5 separate regions of the Homo sapiens genome follow, and regions 1, 3, 4 and 5 are each linked to region 2. Evidence: chromatin loops called from intact Hi-C (ENCODE). Cell type or tissue: endothelial cell of umbilical vein. All regions are shown on one strand. Region 1 overlaps LINC03000 (long intergenic non-protein coding RNA 3000). Region 2 has its middle 190 kb from the start of MAT2B. Region 3 has its middle 59 kb from the start of MAT2B. Region 4 overlaps LINC03000 (long intergenic non-protein coding RNA 3000). Region 5 has its middle 250 kb from the start of LINC03000.

Evidence for each region. Peaks named below come from ENCODE experiments on the same cell type or tissue, not always from the same donor. Only the 100,000 strongest peaks of a DNase experiment are listed, where the experiment ranks them.
Region 1: it touches region 2 in a loop (13-fold over the local background); 11 of 110 quality-filtered maps call a loop at or near these places.
Region 3: it touches region 2 in a loop (4-fold over the local background); 16 of 110 quality-filtered maps call a loop at or near these places.
Region 4: a loop joins it to region 2, with 13 times the contacts of the local background. A loop is called at or near these places in 51 of 110 quality-filtered maps.
Region 5: it touches region 2 in a loop (7-fold over the local background); 3 of 110 quality-filtered maps call a loop at or near these places.

Annotation. Positions count from the first base shown.
Region 1 is chr5:164,472,789-164,477,788 of GRCh38, forward strand. The region is part of intron 2 of LINC03000 (long intergenic non-protein coding RNA 3000); the gene reads left to right. All of the region lies in intron 1 of LOC102546299 (a long non-coding RNA gene), which reads left to right. Among named protein-coding and RNA genes, the nearest start is that of LINC02143, 7.9 kb to the left of the region's middle. In endothelial cell of umbilical vein, no CTCF peak of the experiment used is centred here; a DNase peak (open chromatin) is centred at 2,743.
Region 2 is chr5:163,693,940-163,698,939 of GRCh38, forward strand. No RefSeq gene overlaps it. Among named protein-coding and RNA genes, the nearest start is that of MAT2B, 190 kb to the left of the region's middle. RefSeq lists an enhancer at 2,591-2,640. In endothelial cell of umbilical vein, a CTCF peak has its summit at 2,528; a DNase peak (open chromatin) is centred at 2,572; H3K27ac peaks cover 662 bases.
Region 3 is chr5:163,562,152-163,567,151 of GRCh38, forward strand. No RefSeq gene overlaps it. Among named protein-coding and RNA genes, the nearest start is that of MAT2B, 59 kb to the left of the region's middle. In endothelial cell of umbilical vein, a CTCF peak has its summit at 2,344; DNase peaks (open chromatin) are centred at 1,720, 2,360, 4,030 and 4,710; H3K4me3 peaks cover 929 bases; H3K27ac peaks cover 2,466 bases.
Region 4 is chr5:164,501,735-164,506,734 of GRCh38, forward strand. The region is part of intron 2 of LINC03000 (long intergenic non-protein coding RNA 3000); the gene reads left to right. The region is part of intron 2 of LOC102546299 (a long non-coding RNA gene); the gene reads left to right. Among named protein-coding and RNA genes, the nearest start is that of LINC02143, 37 kb to the left of the region's middle. In endothelial cell of umbilical vein, a CTCF peak has its summit at 2,618 (motif pointing left); a DNase peak (open chromatin) is centred at 2,607.
Region 5 is chr5:164,046,654-164,051,653 of GRCh38, forward strand. No RefSeq gene overlaps it. Among named protein-coding and RNA genes, the nearest start is that of LINC03000, 250 kb to the right of the region's middle. In endothelial cell of umbilical vein, no CTCF peak of the experiment used is centred here; a DNase peak (open chromatin) is centred at 2,088.

The DNA.
Region 1 (5,000 bases), 780 kb after region 2:
AGTGACATAGCCATAAAAATGTAGAACTAATCCATTTAATTTTAAACCCCATGCTCTTAACTAACATTCTTGACAAAAGCCTCACCTTCTGTCAAGTCCTGTATCCTTTTCTTATCATCTTGCTTTCCATCATTCTTACCGTTGCCACAGAACAATGCCTACCTTTTCTCTCAACATTTAAAATTATTTCTAAAGATTTTAGAATTATATCTTCCTGGGCCAGGTGTGGTGGCTCATGCCTGTAATCCCAGGACTTTGGGAGGCCGAGGCGGGCGGGCCACGAGGTCAGGAGATGGAGACCATTCTGGCTAACACTGTGAAACCCCGTCTCTACTAAAAATACAAAAAAATTAGCTGGGCGTGGTGGCGGGCATCTGTAGTCCCAGCTTCTCAGAGGCTGAGGCAGGAGAATGGTGTGAACCCGGGAGGCAGAGCTTGCAGTGAGCCGAGATCAGGCCACTGCACTCCAGCCTGGGCGATAGAGCAAGACTCCGTTCCCCCCACCAACAACGCCCCCCCCCCCCAGCAAAAAAAAGAATTATATCTTCCTTATTTATCCAGGTCATATTTGTCATAAGGAACAATTCAATCTAGCAGAATGATACTTAATAAATATAGGAAAGTTTATGTAAAATGTAGGATTTACACATACTTTTACAATTCCTCTACTACATTGATCTGATTTATGTACTTTGGAATAAGTGAGACATATATTACAAAGAAATAGGATACAAGGTGGAATATTATAGTTTACATAAGAGATACATGTTCAAATAAGAGTTGGCAGGAGGGAAGCATGACTTCCCTCAGGGGAGTCATGGAGGAACCAGACTCTTCACTCTGTAGCACGTATCACAGTTTTCTACTAAAACCCGTTACCTTCTTCCCTGTGGTAATAGGATTTTGCTGGATACCTGGTTAGACTACATTTCCCAGGCTCCCTTGCCATTTTTGGGGGGCCCTGGGGGGACTATGTAACAGAGTTTTCTCCAAGGGAATGTAAATAAAAATGAAGTAGCCTCCAAGCTACTTTTTAAAAATCAAATGAGTCTCTTGAACATTCTCTTTTTCCTTCTACTGTCTGGATTTGAATTAGAAGGGCCTGGTAGTATAACAGAGCCAGGAGGTGGTAGGCACCAGGGTCCTTGAATCAATATGGATGAGGTTACCAGTAGACCAGAAACACCAGCCTGTATTATAAATGATCAAAAGATAACCTTCTATTATGGTAAACCACTGGTATTTGGAGAAAGGAGTCTGTAATGGCAGCTTCTCTTACTTTATAACATACTTTTCAAACATCTAACAAAATATATCTACCACCTTTCACAATTTTGCACCTGGAAGGGTTAGGGAAAAGTGTATCCTGGGGCCTCAGGGAAAAAAAAGAAAAAAGGAAAGAAAAAAATTACAAATGGCTTAACACAATAATTCTGTAGAAGATATAGTCAATGAAAGCACACATGAAGGAGTAATCAGTTCTGCCTAAGAGAGTGTTTAAAAGATTCACAGGGGGAGGAAACTTGAAGAATGAAGATATGTTTTCAAAGAAGTTGGAAAATAACATAGGAAGTGAGAACTGCATGAACAAAATTTAGGGATTAAAGAATGAACACTGGCCACTTCATGGGAAATTTAGTTTGGCCGAAACACTTGACACAAAAGAAATGAGAATAGACCCTGGAAGGGGCTCAAGGATGGAAAGTAAAACTAGGCCAGATCTTGAAGCCCTTTGGATACCTTGTGTAGTAGGCAGAATAATGACTTCCCTAAAGATGTAAGTATGATAGGCTACAAGGCAAAGGGAATTAGGGTTGCAGATGGAATTACAGTTGCTAATCAGCTGACCTGAAGACATTAAGATAGGGAGACGATTTTGGATTACTTCAGTGGGCTCAACGTAATCACAAGGGTCTTTAAAAGGGTTAGAGAAAGATGTGACTATGAAAAACCAGAGAGATAGCAACAGGACAGGAGTTGGCCTGATAGTGTTGGCTTTGAACACAGAGGAAGGGGCTACGAACCAAGGCAAGCAGGTGGCCACTAAAAACTGAAAAAGGCAAGGTAACGGGTTCCTCCCAGAGCTCCTGAAGATAATCCAACCCTACTAACATTTTGATCTTAGCTCAGTGAGATCCAAGTCAGGCTTTTGAGCTACAGAAAATACATTTGTATTCTTTAAGTCACTCAGTTTGTGGTTATTTATCGTAGCAGCAGTAGGAAACTAATACTTCTTGCTAAACCTGATCTTGGAGAACAGATGAATATTGGGATCAGAATTGCCCCCAAGAGGGTCCACCTGGGAGCAGTGTGCAAAATGGGTTAATTGGGCAGGACCAGAAAAAGAAAAATAGTCAGAGATCTATTTTTAACAGATTAGACCTCCAATAAGATGCTGGAAGGCAACTAATGCAGCAGAAGTAAGGAAGCCGAGAGAAAGAATATGCTTTGCAGTGAGAATAAGCTTGTTTTCCGAGTCTGTGCTATCCAGAAAGTTGGGGATTGGGCAGATGCAATGTATTGTTAAAGCAACGTATTCTGTGAACTTATGTAGATATAGGAGAATAATTCTAGTTTCTTGATACATTTCAAGATATTATTACAAATATTGAAAACAAAACCAAGGTTGCTTGCTCCTTTTCATATTTCTGAAGCATTTGTAAATCTTGATGCTTTTCCCCTCACATACTCTTTTATGCACAATGCAGATGTAGCCTTACCTGCAAATGCAGGCCTGTGTAAAAGTGACATCTTGTGTTGCTTTGATGCATTGCATTTCTTGTTCTCCCTGTCACGATTCCTCTGTTTTGGAAATTCTTTTACTTTTATTTTGCTAAAGAGCAAAGAGAGACTAAACTAAAATTATTGCAACATAAAGCGTATAACTCATGGTATTAAAAAATTACATTGTTCTCTATGTTATTTATAAATTATACAATAGTGACAGGTAAATCATTCCAATGACAGAATTTATATCTGCCCTTGTACTGGATTGTAAACCTGAGAGAGAAGAGTTTGATTTTTTTAAATTAAATTTAGTAGTTATTATGAAAATGCTTTAGAACAAAAGAAATCCACTGATTTGAAATGTCTAGAAACTAGCCTGTTTTCTATTTTCATGAAATGTTACTTTTCATGGCTGACGAGGTCCTTGTGGTTTCAGGTGTGAGAGTATATTATCCTATCTCTTACTATAAATTCACTTCACTGCTAAGTTTGAGGCTCAATGGCAATTTTATCAAAACTTGCCAATTCATTTTAGGCCACAGATAGAATACTCACACACTTGAGTAAATAAAAAAGTATGCAAAATTCTGGAAAAATAGCTATGTGATCAATAAAATTAATTATGAGGATGTCAATTGTTCCCTTCTTCCCCATGGTTAACAGGCTGGTATCAGAAATACTAGAGACAGAAAATCTTTCCAGCAGGTTAGTAAGGATTAAGGTGGTATGATGCAATCTAGAATAATGGGGAACAAAAAAGAATATATGGTTGAACACGAAAAAGAAAACTAAATGAAAGAAACAGCATGCCATATGATCACCACAGATAGAGAGAGAGAGAAGCCCAAAGCTTAAAGCTAAAAGAGAAAGGAAGGTCTGAAATCTCGAATAATAAAACTAGGAGACTGCTGGGAAGAAACACTCTGGAGAAGAAAGAAAAGGTGCCTAGATCAAAGATAGATGAGACAGAATCTTAAACGAAGAGGAATAAATGGTTGTCAAAGGCAGAGAAAAACCACAGAAGCTAGAAGCTGGCTGTTGGAGAACATGATTACAGATCCCACCCTTAGATGGGAATGAGACCGAAGGGTATGAGGGAAGGATATAGGTTCACTTGTACCATTAAACAGTAAATTGCAGCTGGTACAAACTCATCATTCACTCAAAGTTTACAGCCCCCCCAAAAATGAAGTGAAATAACAACTGTTAGATGTGGTGAAGACAAAGTGGTTTGTCAAATCAGACACCTGGGTTTGAAGCTTGGATTTCACTTTTTTTTTTTTTAAACTTTGCAAGTTCCCTAACTATTCATCTTGTTTACTCATCTGTAAAGTGAGGACAACTGCACCTTTTTCCTAAAGCTATTGTGAGGGAGAAGTGAGATAAGCAAACCTCCTTGGGCCTAGTTGCCAGTAATCAGTAGATACTAAAACTTCAATTAATAATTGGTTGGGAGATTGACTTTAGCTCTTTCTTGCCTAAGTAAATCATGATACACACACACACGTGATCAATAAGAGAAATAGATTTCTAAAACTGTTTTTGTATTACATGTGGAGATGGGGAAGACAATTACTCCCCTTTCTTGGTAAAAAAAAAAAAAAAGAATGAATCAAAGATAACAGAGAAGTTTGGGGCAGGCCACTTGTCAAAGGTAGAAGTTTTAATCTCTTTGCATATTGTTTCCCACATTAGCATATAGAAGTTGTGGTGGGAAGAATGTTATAGAGTTGATCTTTGAATAACGCAGGGGTTAGGGGTGCCGACCTCCATGCAGTTGAAAAATCTATGCATAACTTTTAACTCCTCCAAAATTTAACTATTAATAGCCTACTGAGAAAGCAAGAGAAAGGACAGTGGTATTAAGAAAATCAATATTATTTAAAAAGTCAGAATAGAAAATACATTTACTATTCACTAAGTGGAAGTGGATTATCATAAAGGCCTTCAACCTCATCTTCAACGTTGAGTAGGCTGAAAAGGAGGAGGAAGAGGAGGGGTTGGTCTTGAGGGGTTGGCCTTGCTGTCTCAGGAGTGGCAGCGGGTGAAGAAAACCTGTGTGCAGGTGGACCCACGAAGTTCAAATTTGTGTTGTTCAAGGGTCAGCTATACAGTTGGCTTTGTTTTATCCCCATAAGATCAAGGATAATTTACCTGGGGTAAAGTACGGTCTGTGGGCTGCCTGCAACGTTACCCCGCATGATGCCTGTTCAAACTGCAAAGTCCTGGAGTCATACCCAGACTTTCCAAAACACATCTCTAGGAGTGGAGCT
Region 2 (5,000 bases):
GCACGCATATGTTTATTGTAGCACTATTAACAATTGCAAAGACATGGAATCAGTCTAAATGCCCATCAATGACAGACTGGATAAACAAAATGTGACATATATGTATATGTATCTGTGTGTATATCTATATCTGTGTATATATATCACATTTTATTTATATATATACATATGTGTGTATATATACATATCTATGTATGTGTATATATATGTTTTCATTTGTGTGTATGTATACACACACACACACACACACACACACACCATAGAATGCTATGCAGCCATAAAAAAGAATGAGATAATGTCCTTTGCCAGGACATGGATGGAGCTAGAGGCCGTTATCCTTAGCAAACTAATACAGGAACAGAAAACCAAAGACTGCATATTCTTGCATATAAGTGGGAGCTAAATTATGAGAACACATGGACACATAGAGGGGAACAATGCAAACACTGGGCCTATCAAAGGGTAGAGTGAGAGGAGGGAGAGGATCAGGAAAAATAACAAATGGATACTAAGCTTAATGCTGGGGTGATGAAATAATCTGTATCACAAACCCCATGACACAAGTTTGTCTGTGTAACAAACCTGCACATGTACCCCTGAACTTAAAATAAAAGTAAAAAAAAGAAGTTCCCAGTTTTTGGATGATGATGTACCAGACACTGGAGATTTACGCTTTTAGTTTTTATTCATGATCCATTTGGAGAGGTCTTCCCTAGCCACCCTGTCCACAGCTGTACCTCTCATCTGAATGTACTTCTTTAATTGGTTTATTTTGTTTCATAACATTTATCCTTACCTCACATAATATTATATTAGTATATTGTTTTTACGCAGTAAAATGTCTACAGTTCTCCTGCTGGAATATAACCTCCATGAGGGCAGACAGGTCTTGTTTCCTGCCTGGAGAATTGTACTAATACCTGGTATATAGCAGGTACTCAAACTTTTTTTTAAGCAAATGAAAACATTTTCTTTAAAAGCAAATAGTATCTCAATATTGCCTCCTGCAGTCCTGTGGCTCTACTGTTTGACCATGGGAGTATATGTTATCTCTCCTTATTTATTATCCCCATTTGAAAAATAAAAGTCTTCCTCTTTGGAGATTGAGTGTCGTGTTTATTTTATGCTTGATGATCCCTTGGTTAAGGATGTATTCATGAGAAATAATCAGTACAAATGACAATATTTATGTTAAGCTCTTTTTTTCTATGAAATTATTCTTTAGAAATTTTGCTGCCTCTAATCTTTCCAATCTGCCATAAGATTATCCGTGAAATTGCTACAAGATTTGCCAGTGGTCTCACGGGATAGGGGCTGCAGCATGAAAATTACACTACAGTATTTTGAAAAAGTACATCAGAATTAATTCATTGTTGTTTTTCTTCTGATCTGTAAGCAGTTTAAATTCATACTGGCCTCTGCTGTGTGTGGGAGAGATCCATAGATAATTTGTGCCTTTAATGACAGAGGTTCTCACAATTCTCTACATGAATGTCATGACAGGGAAGACAAAAATCCCTTTTTGCCACTTAGAAATGCAGGACAAAGCAGCTGACAAATGTCATCTGGAATTTTATGTCATACAAACACATATTCCCTGTGTCAGCAAGGGTACGCCTATATGATTTTAGCCGTTTCCTTCTAATTTCTCTAGAAATAATGGGTTAGTTCACACAAGACAGTGTGGAGATTATTGATATAATCACAAATTGAAATGGGACCCTGAGCTCTCTGTTCACAGAAAAACTCGCCTGGCTTTCTCTGTATTTGAAGTGATTAACGATGGTGCAGCATTGTGGGAAAATGGTATGTCTATAATTATATGAAGCCACAGGAGGGAGAAACCCTTTCTGAACCTGGTCTTTGAAGACACCCAAGTTATTTGAGTCTAAGCCATTAGGGGGAAAAACAGGAAGAAAAAAGCAAGAAAACTATAAAAAAAATCAGAATATGTAGTTGTGACACTGGTCTAGGGAGAGACTGTGTGAGACAGAAACAAAACGGTTGGGGACATGAAAAGGTAACAGACAGCAGGAGATATTGGTTTAGCAGTTAAACAGGAGACTGTGCAAAGCCAGAGCCCTCATCCCGTTAGCTGACTGGCATCTCCCTGTCATCCCTATCACTCCACCCTCCTTTCTAACCTGTAATATGGAGACAATATTTCTCACCATCTTTTGTGGGACACAGTGACACAGACAGACTGCTAAAAATAGAAAAGACGATGTCAATATTATAAATAATGACGTAGAATAGGCTGGTCTTCACTGCAACCTCTCTCTCTCTTTCTGTCTCTCATATTTGTTAACGTACAGGCCTTCTTAAAATGTAGAAAGACTTAGGACTTATGTGCATTTCAGAATCACCTGTAAGGTGCAAGCGGCGTCTGGGACACTGTTTTCTCCCCAGCAGTTTTGGTGCCCTGCTCGAAGGAGATGGACTGTATTCTCCGGCTGCCCAGGGGCAGAGTTGGGGCTGGCCAGAGGATGTGAATACAAACCGGCAGCTTATTTCCATTCCTGACCACTTGGTGACACTCTAGCTTTAGAAACTGCTCAGCTACAACAAAACCCTGGCATACAGCTTCCTTCTAGGTTGGCTTCTGTGGTTTCAAAGACAGTCATTGTTTTGAAGAAGGTCATTTGGAGAGTTCGGTGGCTGATGTGATTAGAATGTGTACAGCGAATCGCATTCCAGGTGCTTTGTGTGCTAACACTTAGGTGTTATTACCAGCATTAATTATCCAAGGGACATGTAACAAACACAGGTGGGCCCTTGTTGGTTCATTTAAAAGGCAAGGCTCTGCAGAATGCAAACCTCCAGGTAGCCACGCTGGCCTTTAATTTGGAGTTTAATTTAGGGGTAGCTGGAGCACACCAGACCTCGTCTATTCATAGATTGGATGTCATAAAAAGAAAATTATTTCAATATTAGTTCCTCTCCAACATATGCTGCACACACACACTTACCCCTAGAGTAAAAACAGTCGGCAAGAACTTGAAAATGTTGTTAAATATACTTCCTTGCATGTGATAGTTTAGGTTTTTTTCCTACCCTCATCCTCTTTACTTGCATAACTTTTTATTCATTAGTAAAAATGACATTTTTCTTCACAGAAAGAACCATCTATCAAATGAGTTAACTACCCCCAGGTTGCAAAACACATCACCCAAAATGACACATCTTCATCTTCATCTTGTTCTCTACCTCCCTTTTTCTTCTGGGACCAAAAGGGATTCGAGGAAGAAATTTGTACACTTTTTTTTTTACAGCATCAAGATGACTTTCTAAAACGGAGGAGATTTCAGTATTTAGCTGAAGGTCCTTGTGTTCTGTTTTAATGGGAGCCTAGGAGGGGGGGTTTGCCCACTTTTAAAGATGCTAGTGAGAGCCGTGCTTTTCTGACTCATTAATTTGGAAAGGCAAGAGGAGGCTGCCATTAAGAAATGTCTTTGCAATTAATTGCATGTAAAACCAAGTTTTTTTCTGACACATTTATAGAAATTGCTTTACCTTATTTATGCTGATATGCTTCTGCTGGCCTTAGCGTGAGTGGAACTGGCCCTAGGCAAAATCGAGATGCTGGCAAAATCTGTTTCTAAGCCGCTTCTGATTTTGTTGCTCACCTTTCCCTTCTCTGAATCCAGAACTTCTTTTTTATTTCCCCTTAAACCGTATTAGTTTTGAGTTCAATTGCCTCTGGCATTCCACTTATGAACGGTGGACTGTCCTTGGGCTTGGGGGTCAGCAAGCTCTGGTAGGACCCTGACTCTGCCATTTTCTTGCTGTGTAAGTTTAGGGAAATGATTTAATTTTCCCATTTTGAATAATCAGTGAAACACGGTAGGTGAAGCTTGGTGTCTGGCTTCAGAAGAGTGGAACACACAAAGTGCTTGTTAAAAATGAAATTTTCTAAATCTTATTGTAGAAAACTGGCTCAGAATTTTAAGGAAAGACTCAGGAATCTGCACTTTTAAAAGTGCTCTAAGAAATTCTCAACACTTACCTAAGTCTGTGAACTCCTGGCTTAAGAAATAAATCTTCCAAGGGGTAACTGTCTTTGTAAAAGGATCAGGAAAAACAGCATCACCGAAAGGAGGGGATGAGTAATGGGGGAGGGGGGTTACTTAGATATCATGGTTTTTTTTTGTAGGGAAGAGATTTGTGGGCAAAACAGGGTGTGATTTGATCAATTTGTGGTCCTGAATCCCATCTAGACAGGAGAAGTTGGGCATTTGATTCAGTATATTGTTTAGGCAAAGTACACAGTACCTCCTTTCTAAAGTGGAGATGCTAAATCCATTGATTTTATTCCTTCGATGTCATTTTTTCCAACTTTTTAAAAGTTGTTTTCTGTATTAGATCATTCCTCCCACCTTTGCTGATTAGTAGAGGCTTTTGCTGGACTGTAAGCTCCACGAGGGTGGATACCGTGATTTTGTGCTCCTTTGGGATTTCAGGTTCTAGCACAGCACAAGCATGTGTGGTAGGTATCTGGTCAATGAATACCTGAGGTGGGTAGAAAAATTTTCTTAACCTCTAACACGTACTGATCAATCTTCCCTTTTCTTCGTTCCGTTCACCTTTGTGTATACTTAAGGCCTGAACAGATTGAGATTCAGTGAGCAATAGAACTGTTTCAGGGGAGGTTGATGCTCTGGATGAAGCTGGGTTGCATGTATTGAAAATCAGGGATGGCTGGATTTATGGAAGGCAGATTTTGAGGGAAATTAATTCAGTATTGGCTTGTGCCTGGCCATCTTTCTAGTTCAGATCATCTAGGAGATTAAAGATCCACTAACCCAATACCAGTCTGATTTGCAGAGCATGTTGACCATTTGGAAAATTGAGCGATGGAGCAAGTTACTCCCTGCCGGGCTTTGATGTTGACCCAGACATTTAGTGCCTAGTGAGAAGATTTTAAGGAGTAACAATAGTGAGGATTGTTTTGAACATGTTTAGTATTTCCCTGAGGCGGTAACAACTATCTAATTCTTCTC
Region 3 (5,000 bases), 130 kb before region 2:
GTGAAGAAACAAAGAAGGTCATGGTCTTGCTTTCCAGAGGTACTAGGGGGAACCACATTTGAAATGCTCCAGGGCAGGGCTGGTCACCCTGGTGTGAAAAGACTATAGCAACTGCCAGAGAAACGTGACAGTGTGAAAACCTTCCATTTAGGAGTCATCAGTTCGCCATTCACCCTTGTCAGCCCAGCTGCTGGGATGGCTCAGAGGGAAAAGAAATGATTGATAGTGGCCCTTGACAGGGTACAAGGGAGAAAGTAAATGTTCGACAAATGACTGCAGGTCATGTTGGCCAGGCTCTCTGACTCCCAATCCTGCTCTTGAACTTTATGATGGAGAGTGTGCCTCCCTCATAGTCTCTTCAGTCTAAATCACTTGCACGGCCTGAGCAACATAGGGAGACCATGTCTTTACAAATAATTAAAAAATCAGCCAGAAGTGGCGGCTCGCATCTGTGGTCCCAGCTACTAGGAGGGCTGAGGTAGGAGGATTGCCTGAATAGGGGAGATGGAGGCTGCAGTGAGCTGTGATTGTGCCACTGCACTCCAGCCTGCGCAATGGAGTGAGACCTTGTTTCAACAGATAAATAAATAAAAGCAAAATAAATCACAAATGAAGGACTTCTGCTTTGATACTTTTGTTCACTTGAAGCTAAAATGGACTTGGCCTTCAAATGCAGTTTTGTTTATTTACAATGTCAGCTCTCGCAGCGTTCTTTAACATGAATGATTGCCAGGAACTATGTTAAGATCTTGCCAAGCGTCCTCACACCAACTTGAAGAGTGAGGGACTGTCAGCCCCACTTTACAGATGAAGATATAATCTCAAACATGGATTAACTTGCTGAGATCACACAAGTAATAAGTGGCAGAGGTTGGGGCTTCGACTTGGGTGTGTCTGAAGCCAAAGCCTGTTTTCTAGGACACTTTCCTGTCCCCTCTTTCCAAATATTGACCTATAATGTGAATCCTTACACAGAAAAGTGGACCAGCAATTTTGCCCTCTGCCTACAGGTTGAGTAGTAGGGAGTGCCCGTTGATTTTGTGGCAAGGGCTGGCACAGTGCTGGGAGTTGGGGCTGGGCCTTGTCACAGCAGTCTGCAGCCCTCAGATGCTCTGGGTCCAGCTGGTTAGTACCAGCCAGTCAGACAGCATTTTCTAACACTGATTGCAGCTGTGTAGACCTGGCAGCTATGTCAGGCTCCCAAAATAAAAGCTTAAGGGTCTTTTATTTTGTTACCAACTGGCCTGGTTTTGACACTTAACTGGGAACAACTAGGCTTTCAAGTGCTGGGTTATATGAGCTCAAGTTACCCACTGTGTTTTCAGATTATCACTTAAACAATCACATGCATGAAATTTAAATCTAGCACTTGCACCTAAATTCAAACTAGAATGTTACGTTAAAAACCTACAGGCTTTGTTCAATCTTGGAGAGACTTTAACTCCCAAGGGAAAAAAAGAGTCCTATTGCACCTCAATCCTCCCTAGGGTGATGGTAAGGATTAAATAGATGGCATCATTTCCATTTTACAGATAAGTTGGATCAGAAGGGTTTCTATCTTGAGTGTGCCTGGCACCTTGTTTTACATCTGTATATACTCCACTGAAAATCATTGTTTATTGGTTGAGTCACCCTATAGTCAGGAAATGGGAAAAGGAAATAAAGGTATGATTTATGTAGTTTTAGGTGTACCGTTGTTTCCATTCTGTCTGGTTCACCATCCTGGGGAAGTTTTCCTTTCTACTCTGTGTCCAAGTGTTGAATTCCTCCTACCCTGTGAGAGGATGACTACCCAGAAATGACCTCTGGGGTTATCTTGGACTTGAATGGTGCAGAGGTAACAACTGATGGTGTGGAGCCTACAAATGAATGTGAAAAGCAACAGGTCTTCCCCCGCCAGTCTCCCTTGCAGCAACCCCGCAGGAAGGCAGTGAGATGAAAAGCCAGGTATGGACCCCTGTGGCAGGGAAGTGTCCAATGTCATCATTAGGTCAGAGAATTGCACCTCCTTGCTATTCAGCTATTTTAATGACATTTTTTCCCACTTGATTTCTTCTCCTTGCTATAAGGTAATTCAGTGTGGAATGAAACCCAGAGACCGGAATCTGATTTGAACAGAGGTTTTATTGTAAGCGGTATTTGTGTTCTTTATTCTCTTTATTTTTATTTTATTGTTTTTAATTTATGTTTACAGTCAACACAATAAGCCCAGTTTTTGTGTTCTTTAAAGTGTAAGTTTTTTTCACATATTGTTCAATGTTGTAAATGTTTTATATTTATGAAAACTACAGTTTTTAGTCATAACCTTTCAAGCCTCCTTGGGAAACAGCTGCACTATTCTTTTAGACCACACGAGGGCAATGGTGTCACGTGTAAAAGATGCTCGCCTGCTGCTTTCTGAACAGATGGCACATTTGTTAGACTTCATTGGATGTATTTTTCCTTTATTGAAGCACAGGGGAATTTCGCATTTGCAGGTAGAATGGGGAAAGACAGTTAAAATTTTATACCGTATTTTTATCTCTTTGTTTATGCTGATAAAGGTAGCAAAGGCAGTTGATTTTTTCTCTTTTTTGCTGTTTTGAGGGATTGGTGTGCTAACAAGTTGAGGTCAGCATTCATTACCACAGTGACCCTGGCAGAAGATGCTCTGTTGATTTTGCATTTCATTGAAAATGTCACAGAGATAATACATAAACCCGTCTTTCCCCCCCAAACCCTCCAATACCCTTTCGATATGATTCTCATCCTGTTGTTCCTATTGGATTATCTTTGTGATTAATGTTTCTCCACGCCCATTAAGTAGGGAGACTACAGCCAGCTTTCTCTGAGGATACCTTGTGTGACCTTACTTACTCCGCGGTCACAGAAACTCTGAAGTGTTCCTTTCACGGATGGGCTTGGTCCTGCTGGGTTCCTAATGTCCCCCAGTCTCTCTGGGTTCTGGAGGTCTTCACTCAGAACTAACCAGCTCACTCTTCCTAAGGCAGAATAATGCAGAGGTTTCACCCAAAAGTAGGCAGTACTAGCATCTTTTCTATGGGAATATTTGGTTTGCCATGTTATATTGGCCTGTCCATTTTAAAAAAAATTAGTTTTCAACGCTTAAATGCAAAGACTTCTCATTAAAGATCTAGGTTTCTTGCTTTTCTTGAAACATCGGACAGCATGGTATTTCTAGCCTGAACAGCCCCTGGTGACAATCGGCAGAGCCACCTTTGTGGCTTTATGCAGTCACTGCACACACAGATCTTCCCTTTTGTTTTCCTGACACTAAGGGAGGTGCCCTTTTTAACCACGTTTGTACTCTTTTCGTTGTAATAAAAAGGAAAATGAGAATTTAATACCCATGCCCGTCTCAAAGGAAAAAAAAAAATAGAAAGGTATAGTAGGAGAGCCACATGTCTCAAGAAAAAAAAATGATCCTAAATCTAGACCTCCCTGCTGTAGCACTTAGAGTAATTGCCTGGCCTTGCGGGCATTCGATTTTCAGCACCTGGGAGAGCTTCGTCTTTAAAAGTGGGCTGGCCTGGGGTTGTCCTTGGTTAAACCCCAAGGACACTTGAGAGTCCAGTCATCTTTTATCCTGATGGTTCAATGGGGACAACCTCATTTAATCTTACAACAGCCTGCGAGGTAGTCACTGTCCTATATGGGTACACTGCTTAGCGCCATACCGGGCACGCGTTCAGAGGTCGACCACGCCCTGACTTTTCCTTAGCTTTATTTTGGAAGCAGTGGGTTTTAAGGCTGGTGCTCCTCGGAGCCTCCTAACCATCACTCGTTTGGCAAGTTGCAGATACACTGCCTGACTAAGCTGGGAGAAAGAAAGGGTTAAAGAAGGAGAGCGGGAGGGGAAAACCCTTTGGATCGTGGGCTCTGACCCAGACGCGTCTCCATGCCCGCTCTGCAGCCTCGCGGTGGCAGCTGAGCTGCACGTAGCTGGAGGAGGCTGCAGGAACAGACAGGAAATCCATTCTTGTTCTGCAGATACGTCGGCAAAACTCCCAAAGCAAACAGCAGAGGAAGTTTGCTTTAGTGGAGACAAACTCACAACTTTGCTCTTTCAAAGCCTCTGTTTACAAGTCAAAGCCCAGGCTCAGTCGGGCTTTCTTCCCACACTCACCTCCAGAGGTGCTGCCTGCGGGCGTTTCGCTATCAAAGACCCGCAGCGCCGCGGCCGGTCCGGGATAAGCCGGTGGCTGCGGCTCCAATGCGGAACCGGTTCTCTAGCCGCTAAGGAGCCAGGGCTGCTCACCCCAGGCCCCCTGAGGTTCAAATTTGGGAAACGGAGAGATGGGGCGCGGGGGAAGCCCTTAGATCTAGTGAGCCCTAGAGTTGAGCATCACGCGCAGAATGAGGTGACTCAAAAAGGAAATTGGCAGGTGCTGGCCTTGGGTAATTTCCCAGTGCCCAAAAGTGCTAAACCACGCTGCTCAAAGAATAGAAGCCACCAAAATATCTGAGTGGTGGTGCTGGCTCTGTCACCTGAACTGTGTCCAGTGTTATACCTGAATTGGGTGTATCTGTTAGCTTAAAATAAGATAATACTGTAATAGCTAGAGTCTGGAATAAAAATAAGTTATCTAACGGTGAAGTTTGGTGACTTTTTCAAAACAATAGCACAGATCTTATGTAACTTTATATTCCAATAAAATCTTTCCTGTGGGGGAAGTGAGTAAGATGGTGCTTTCAGCTGATTAACAGGAGACCAGGCCCAGGGGTACCAGGCAGACAGAGAACATGGAGATCGGGTGAGTGGCTGGCTTTCTTGCCCTTGAGGAGCTGAAAGCAAAAAGATCTCAGATAAGGTGGAATACTGTGTTCAAAGCCAACGGTTCTGGGGGCAGCTGCATTTGGTTTTGAATCCTGGCTGTGATGCTTTCTAGATGGGGATGTTGGGAAAATCACATACTCTCTTTAAAACTTAGTTTTCCATTGCTGAAAAGGGGATGGAGAGAGCCGTTAAGCACTTCCTCAAGGTTACACAGGGGGCAAAT
Region 4 (5,000 bases), 810 kb after region 2:
AAATCATTATTATGATGATGCCTGAAAAACACTCAATATTATCATTGTATGAAATAAAAGCAGACATTTGTGTGCCCTTCAAAAGTATGAATGCATTTCTGTTGGAAGAAAGAGACTAGTACTTGAAGAAGTGAATGAAAAGAGGATAAGTAAATTAATATTTATTGTGTCCCCTTTTCTGCCCTTTGCCCCCACACATACTCTGATAATTCCGAAGACATCATTATGAATTCGGTTTTGTAAATAAAGAAACAAATTCCCAAAAGGAGTAAATAGCCTACATTGCACCACCAATGTGTGGTAATGCTAGAATGCCACTAATAACACTCAGTCTCCATACAACTTTTCTTTCTGTCACACACAGGTACAATTTGAACTGTACAATGCTAATGCAGTTATCCAAACAAAATCATTTGATCGTTAGCGGTCAAATGTGTCAGCCAGTTTGTAAGTCAGCTTATTGGTGTAGCCACTTTTTTAGTTCTGTTTCAACTCCATTAATAAATAGTATAGGCCAGGTGCAGTGGCTCACCCTGTTATCCCAGCACTTTGGGAAGCCGAGGCGGGTGGATCACCTGAGGTCAAGAGTTTGAGACCAGCCTGACCAACATGGTAAAGCCCCATCTCTACTAAAACTACAAAAACTAGCTAGGCTTGGGGTGGGGGTTGCCTGTAATCCCAGCTACTCAGGAGGCTGAGGCAGGAGAATTACTTAAACCCGAGAGGTGGAGGTTGCAGTGAGCCGAGATCGCACCATTGCATTTCAGCCTGGGCAACAAGAGCGAAACTCTGTCTCAAAAAAAATAAAATAAAATAAAATAAAATAATAAATAAACAGTATGTAAGCCCTTGCTGGGAGCATATTTGTATTTATTTTCCTAAGTACTTACTTTCTCATGTTTTACATCTTTAAGATCATCACAATTTTACTAATTTGCCTCTCTTTATTGTTTCAATTAAAACCAGTAAAAATAATCTTCATTTACCTTTACTTTTGCCTATAATGGGTTGAACAGTGTCCCCCCAAAATTCATGTCCAGTTAGAGCCTCAGAATATGACCTTTTTTTGGAAATAAGGTCTCTGCAGATGTCGTTAGTTAAGGATTGAGATGATATCATCATGGATTTCAGGTGGGCCTTAAAACCAGTGATTGGTGTCTATATAAAAAGAGGAGAAGGACATCGTGACATAGAAAAGAGGGTGATGTGACGATGGGGTCAGAGATTGGAGCAGTGCACCTAAAAGCCAATGAATGACAAGGATCACCAGCTACCAATACAAGCTAGAGAGTAGCAAGGAAGGATTCCTCCCTAGAGCGTTTGGCAGAACATGGTTCTGCTGACTACAACTTGGTTTTGGACCTCTAACCCACAAACTACGAGAAAATAAATGTCTGTTATTTCAAGCCACTCAGTTTGTTAGTAATGGGTTACGGCAGCCCTCGCAAACTAATACAGTGTCCTGAATTATAATAAATCATTTCAGTTTAGAGGGAGTTTGCTTGACAGATGCCTTTTAGATACAATTGTCCTGTGGGCTGTCACCCCTGCTACCATTTCCAAAGGATACTGGGAGTCCACTCATGAATAATGTCTTAGTAGCTTTAAAAGAAGATGGGCAGGTTTCTTGGTGTCCAAGTAATTTTAAATAATGATGGATCTAGGAGATATAAGTTCAGTTCACTGTGCCTACACCTAGTCATCTATTTTAAGTAAGAACCTAAATAGGAATAAAATACATAGTTGACCAGGTGCTGTGGCTCATGCCTGTAATCCCAGAACTTTGGTTGGCCAAGGCCGGTGGATCACTTGAGGTCAGGAATTCAAGACCAGCCTGGCCAATGTGATGAAACCCTGTCTCTACTAAAAATACAACAATTAGCTGGGTATAGTGGCAGGCGCCTGTAATCCCAGCTACTCGGGAGGCTGATACAGGGGAATCACTTGAACCCGGGAGGTGGAAGTTGCAGTGAGCCGAGATTGGGCACTCCAGCCTGGGCAACAGAGCAAGACTCCATCTCAAAAACAAAAAAAAAAACCACATAGTTATTTTCAGGAGGCAGCCTAAACAGCTAAGAAATTAGTTGCTTATGGGAGGTAGGAGGACACGTTATTATGGAAGAGTTGATGTGTACACATTCACCTACTCTGCCACTTGTCAGTTACATCTTTGCCAACTGAAACTGTTTAAAAAAATGCTTGTATCAACAATTAAATAAACCACCTCTGATATTTAGAAAACTTTCCTTAGCTTCCTACTTGACACTTTGCACATTTTCTCCCACAAAGCAAGTTTCTCCTCTTAATTAACCAAAGGCAAGAATGATTTCTTTCAAAACTCAAACCTATACATTTAGAAAGAAAAACACCAACCCGAGGGTAAATTCATTCACATCGGTGTGTAAAACAGACCACTTCTGTTCAAAGCCCAGGAAGTGCTGATCACGCTCCTGGCCTCAATAGAAGATACAGATCATTAAAGCTCAACCCAGTGTCTGTAGCTAGGTTGTTTATTACAAAAGTAAGAATCACTAACATGTCCTCTTTGCTAGAACCATAAATCTGAAACTTCTCTTTATTAAAACTGAGATTTGACAACTGCAATACCATAGCTCCCCCTGCTGTTCTGATGCATATTGTCAGCTGCCTTTGGCAAAATCATTTTATGCCTTTCCCTTCCATTCGGCCCTCCTCTGAGCTGTTTCTGATATCTAAGTTTCCGTTTGCTTCTTAATTCTTCATCTCACCTCCCTGTGCTATTTAGCAACCCAATGGCAATTTGGAAATCGATTTTTTATGATCCTCATGTTAATATCATCTTTCACAGGCAGTGTTGGAATGATTCTACTTTTATTTAAGATCATTTCAACTGCTCTGCTAGAGCAGCTTGGAGCCTCGGAAATGGAGTTTCTACTTGCATGGACCCCTCATACATACCTCCCTGCACACACATACAGTAGTTTAAACAAACTGGAAACAAAAGAAACGTACATAACAGCCAAAAATGTTGCTAAGAACTTTATAAAGCAACGACAGAGCAGCATCAAAGCATCTGCAAATGCTTTCTCTTTCCAAATTAATACTCTATCAGTATAAAGGAGGCCACTCACCACTGGCTATATTTTCATTTTTATAAAGTATTTTTATGACTGTTTAGGGAAAGCCTGTATACAGCCATTCCCTCCATTTTGTGTGTGTAGTTTTCTTGCTCTGAGCCAACATTCCATCACCTTGGCCAAAGTAACATATATATATATATATATATACACACACACACATATATATGTATAATTTATAAACGTATTTAATTTTTATATGTATTTAATTTATATATTTAAGGTATGGCTTGACATACATTTTGGAAGATGCCTGGAGTATAAGTTATGGGTGACTGCAGAATCCTGATCTGGTAGGCTCTAGATCCTGAAGGCATTTTTCCTAAGTTAAAATTATGCATATATGCAAGATAAGGAACATGTATGTACCCCTTGTCTGGGATAGATGGCAGGCTAAGGGACCAATTTTAAGAAGACCAAGTGGACCTGCCATCTGGTATTTGTAATCATCAACTTCCATGTATGCCTCACCACTGGACTAGAAGCTACTTGAAGACAAACATTGTAAATTGTTCTCCAGCTCTTTCAGCATCAGTACAGAAAGCATTTTATGGATCTTGTGTGGCTGAGAGAATTAATGCATGAATGAACACTGCAGACCCTTAAAATCCTGTTAGGCAATATCGTTCCTTTCTAGACTCATCTTGCAGGCTCTATTCAAAAATGAAGCCAAAGGAAATTAGGATTTCAATCATTAGCTTTCCATGGCATATTTAGTTTGCTTTGTGTACATTTTCTCAAGCAATAGGCATTGTGTATGCCTTTGCTTTTGTAAAATATCCTACAGAGTTATTGGGAGAGATATAAGAAATATGTTACCAGATTCAAAAAGCACATAAGATAACCTGGAAGGCAAAACCAAACCACAAAGGAAACCATATATAAAACATTTAATTTCCAAACTGTACTTTACAAATAAGCATTTTGCAATTTTGATTAATCAATATTTATCAGCCAGTCTTTGTGGCTTGTTTCCTTTGAGCAAAGCACAATGCTGATGCAGTTTTTAGGAACTGCATACCTAGACGGATGAAATAGTAAACCCTGGGGCTGCTGCTATCAAAGGGCTTGTAAAACAGCATTTTCTGGATAGCCCATCATCTAATATGGTGCAATATGCGAGGTCTGCTTTCAGCTAGAACCAAATGTAAAAATTATGATTTTTATCAAAGAGCAAGCATGCCAAAGCCCTCTCCTGCTGCTGCAGCACCGGGCAAATGCAGGCCATGAGACCAAAAGCCAATGACCAAGGAAGGTTAAGGAAACACAGAAGAGAGCAAAAGCAAAAGCTATGAGACAGAGCGAAATCACATTGACAGATAGTTAAAGCCTGGAGCCCTCTTGTGTGATAATACCTGGAGCACACTGAAGGAACCTGTGCAGTTGTTACAGCATGGCTTTAATATGTACTTTGCAATCATTGCAGATGATGAATGCATATTCTGCTGTTATTTTTTTCTTTGTCAAATTGTGTGTCAAATATAGGATGATAGTAAAAAAAAAATTAAATGCCATATACCCCCATGCTTTTTTATTATCATCCCTAGGTAGAACTGCTGAGAACAACTTCATACATTTAATTTCAAGTCATTTAAAAAATAAGCTTAGAAACATAGAATCATTATGTAATCATTTCTCTTGCTCCCTCTGTGTGCATACATGTGTAGACATGGTTTTTTAAACATAAAAGAGAATTTATGACATTGATATTAACATCCATAGAATTAAGTCACCATTCTTACAGAGGGATAAAAGACAAAAATACTGATTATGAGAGACACAAAGAAGAACTAGCAGACCCTAAGTTATAGAAGATAGCAAAGAGGGAGCATCTGGGCAAAAATTGAGATAATTTCTTTACTGTGAATGTGATTAGGAAATACA
Region 5 (5,000 bases), 350 kb after region 2:
ATTCATCATTTTCCTCATTCCACTCCCAAATGTGTCTTCTTCCTATATTTTCTATCAGCAGGAGTTACTAAGATCCAAATGTATCTCAGGCTGTGAACATGAAAGTCACCGCAGATTCTTTTTTTTTTTCTACCTCTCTCCACATTTTCAGTGTCAAAAGGCCCTATAGAATCTCCCTGTCCATTTCTCCTGACTTTGTCTACTTCTCAACTCCCACTCACTCAGTTCAAGCTCTTATCTTCTGCTTAAAATATTGTCATAGTTTCTTAAGTTATCTCCCAGCTCTAACATTACTTCTGTCTACTTTACTGGTTTTTATAAAACTAATACATAGTCATTATAAAATTAATACATAATTACTACATAATTTTGTCTATCCTTTCTGTAAATGCAACAATACCACCATGTAGTCAACAGAATAAAAATCCACACTTGGCATTATCACATATAAAGACCATCTTTTTTCAGACTTTCATTTCTTATTTGTGTCACCTCTTGTAGCTCCTGCCCCAAATACAACAGATTCTTAGTCACGGAGAAAAATAGAATGTTCCTAGAAGGGCCATCCCATCTCCAGTATTGCACCAAATGGGCTCTGGAATAAGATTCCCTGAACTATAATCCAACATCTTTGACTCTGGGTTTACTGTTTACCCTTTAGAGAGATAATAATAGTAACATGCCTCATGGTTCATTGGGGGGATTAATGGAGGTGACCTCCTTTAAAGCACGTTGTACAAAGCCTACCTTGTCATTGTTCTATTAGAGTAAAGACAACAAACAAGGCAATATCTTCATGTCTTCCTCAAAGGTGTTCTTTTATCATGAAATGTCCTAATTAAAATCAGGGAAACTCAGCTCACATAACTTTTTCTTGAGAAAGTCTTCCATATTCAATACCTAGTGCCTTAGGTTCTCATTCTTCTGTTCCATATTCACACACACATGTGTGCATGCAAGCATCCATTATTACTCTTGTCACACTGTAATATACGTATTGGTTTGGGTTGTCATGTAACCCCAACTAGACAGTACTTAAAGTGGAGATTTGCATCGCAATCATCTAGTACTTTACTAAGCACATTGTAGATACTTGACTAAATGAGTATCAGCATAAGAAAAAAGAATAGCTCTTTCAGATAGTCTAAATCAATCTGTACATATGGGCTACACTTGAATGTAACATCATACTGGGTGTGGTGGCTCACACCTGTAATCCCAGCACTTTGGGAGGCCAAGGCAGGAGGATTACTTGAGGTCAGGAGTTCAAGACCAGCCTGGCCAACATGGTGAAACTCCATCTCTACTAAATATACACCACACCTGGCTAATTTTTGTGTGTGTCATAATACGAAATAACATTAATGAACAATTTGTGTTATTTGATACTTGACCCAATACCTTGCTTGGGTATTTCTCTCTTGGCAGAAGAAAAATACTGCCTGAATGATTTTTTTTGTCTCGATGCTGAGATTTTCTGGGAAGCACAAGAACCAATGTAGTTGAAATGGAATGAGGTAGGGGAAGAGACACATCTTCAATACCTTTGTGCTCCTGTCTTTACACTGGTCCTTGCTTTATGTAACTTTTCACAAATTGTCTCTAGAAGTGCAGATGTCAACTAAAAGGCAGGCTTAGTTTTAATATCCTCTTGTCATTCTATTTTCTTTTGTTAAATTGAGAAGGAAGATGAGAAATCAGGACAGGTTCTCTATTCTCTCATATGGTATATCCGGCAGCTGGAGAATAGCAGTGGTTGACAAAATGTTCAGTTAATTGAAGCTATGTAGTGGATATTGATGATCTTTCTACATTTAATGGAGAAATAAATCTGCTGCTAGAGAAAAAAATAAAAATGGCTCTTTGGCTGATATATGTCCACACTAGCCTCTTCAGGCAAATGAAAAAATAATAATCACCTCCCCAGATGTAATATGTTAATGCTTAATTGTGCTCTACAGAACATCTCAAGTTTAAGAAAAATAACAGTGTAGCATATTCCTCGATTTTTAACTGTTAGATACAATGAAAACATAGTGAGATGAAAACATTTAATTCACACAGTAGCCTGTTGGTGACAGCAAAGTTACACAAATTTCAGCATGGAAACATACATTCAAATAAGACTATTTAGGCTTTCAAAATATTGTAAAATAATGGAAAGTATGAGAGATATTATTAAATGGGGCCATTATAAATACATTTCAAACACTCTGGTTATTCCTATTTATACATGATTCTGGACCTTTTGAGGCTTCAAACCTCTAATGGTTTGGATAAATAAAAACTGTGGATATTCCTATAATATTTCCTGTTCCTTTCAAAGAAGGGAAGCATTAGTAGCTCAGAGGTAATTTCATTTGTAAAATAAAATGACTTCTTAATAAAAATAAAATAAATGAATCTGAAAGGCTTAGGCATTAATTGTACTAAGCCCATTATAGTATCTTTTGAAACTCAGAAATTCTCAAAATTATCTTACATTCTTAAAATTTAGCCTATTTGGAAATACTGCTGTACGTTTAATCAATTTGAAAATATTTATTTACCTCTTGTTTCTCATTGAATGAGACTGATCAGTTAGGAAAATTCCTGCCATTATTATACTCTATATCAAATTCAAGCATTAGGCTCTGAGTTACAGGACTCAATACTATGTGCAAGTATAAATTAATTTGATTGGCTTTAAAATGTATGATAGCTAAAAACTCTGTGCATTCTCAACTCTAGTCCGTTCTGCCTATAATGACCTGTTATATTTCCTCTTTATGTAGTTTCTCTCCACTGTTGTCTCCAATGTTCCCTGCATTTAGAGATACTTTCCTTCACATTATTCCTTTTGTTCTTTCCTTCCTCAAGAACATCAGAAAGTTCTTGTCTTCATGCTCAATCCTTCTTTCCCGTTGTTGAATCCTGTGTCTTAATCAATTTTCTGTGTAATAAGAAGCAACATGAATCCTCTATGAAATGATCATAAAGAAATCAAAGGTAGATTTCAACTAAGGTTATAACTCTGATTGTCAGTGGTTTCCTGGATCTCTATGTTGAGAAGGATTCTGAAACCATGCTTAGTCTCAAAGGGAAAGTCCGCTATAATCAACTACCCTATTATGCTCTGCATGTATAGTTTAGGGTGGCATATATTATCCTAATCATAAGGTTGGTCTAAGGCAGTGGTCTTCTAACATTATATCAAAAACACGTTGAGGGCTCTTGAAAATACAGACTGATAGGCCCCACCTCCTAGGGGGTTTCTGATTCAGTATATGTCGGGCATGATCCAAGAATTGTGTTTTTTACAAGTATGTAATTTATGCTGTTGCTGGAGGTCCAGGGACCACGTCACACTTTAAAAATTACTGATCCAGTGCAGTGTTCATCTTCTTTTTTTCCATCTTCTCTCTCTCTTTCTCCTTCTCTCTCTCTCTCTCTCTGTGTGTGTGTGTGTTTGTGTGTGTGTGTGTAGTTTTTCTTAACGTAACTGAGTATCAGAATACCTTGAGGACTTAAAAAAAACTTATAACTGTGTTATACCCTAGAATTATGATTTTGTACATCTGGGGTTAGGCCTTTGTATAAACATTTATACTTTTAAAATTTTCACAGGTAAACTTGCATAACATTCATTGAGACTTATTTCCCTAAAAGTAGGTATACTATCTGTTTACAGTGATATGTACAATGCCACCATGTACAAGGGTTTTATATTAGAATGATTTGATAGTATAAGGAAAAAAGCTAAATCAAAACTACGTTTTAAATATCAGCATAACATCCTAGAAGATGCCATGAAGAGCATTGAAGAAGAGAATGGAGCACAGATTTAGTGAGTGGATAGGGTTTGCCTTGCTCCTTAGAAAAAGTGAGCAACCAGATTAAGAGGAGAGTAAGTGTTTCATGTAGAGAAAGTAGTGTGCTAAGTGGGAAATAGCATTGTGGCTTACAGAAATTGAAAATGTGGCTGGATCATACTGTTCAAGATAAAAGACAAAATTTAGGGGGAGTATTGGAATCCTAAGTCCAGAAATACAAGTTGGGGCTATGTCATGTTGGGTCTTGTAGGCTATGTTAAGAAGCCTAGGCTTTATCCTAAGAGCAATAAAGATCCACTTAGGAGTATCATGGCTGAGGAGTATCATAGCTAAAATTTCATTTTAGAAAAAAAAATTTCTGACTACAATATAAAAAATAATTTGGAAGCCAACATATTTGGAGAAAATGGACAAATTGTGAGGCTATAGCATTAATTCAGGAAAGGTTATAGAGGTTCCATGAAAGCTCAGATATGTAGCTTGATCATCAGTGTTTTTCCAGAGCTTATAGCACAGTGCCTGGCATGGAGTGGGTATTCAAAAGAACTTTCTTTAATGAATGATTGATGGAATTAGAGAAGTAGAAATGGGGCTTGAGATAACTGGACAGATTCAAATTCCAACAACGTTTATTGAATGGAATTGATCAATCTGTGATTGTGACTTTTTTTTTTTTTGAGAAATCAGGAAGAGGAAAGAGGTAACAAAGAGTAAACACATACATATCTCTTCTATTTGTTAAAAAGAGGCTGCCCTCCCTACCCCACCCTCCGCCTCACTTCTCCCTCTCTCTTGCTCACTTTCTTCCTCTCTCACTATGTAATTTGTGTCCACACCAGCTGTCCTTCACCTTCTGCCATGAGTGGAAGAGCTTGCGGATTTCACCAGATGCTTAATATTATGGCTAGCAGAAACATGAGCCAAATATATATATATATATATATTTTTTTTATAAATTACCCAGTCTTGGGTATTACTTTATAACAACACACAATGGACTAAGACAGATGGATAGGGAAGAAAGATAAATATGTTGGGTGAAGTTGTCAGAGAGAAGGAGAAGTAAAGGGGTCGAAGACACAGTAGAGCTCAGTGGTGTCAGAATAAGGACATGAATAATTGCTATAGTTGAAGAGTGAAACACAGAGGATAGGAGGACATGGAGACTGGGGAATTTTGAATTTAACA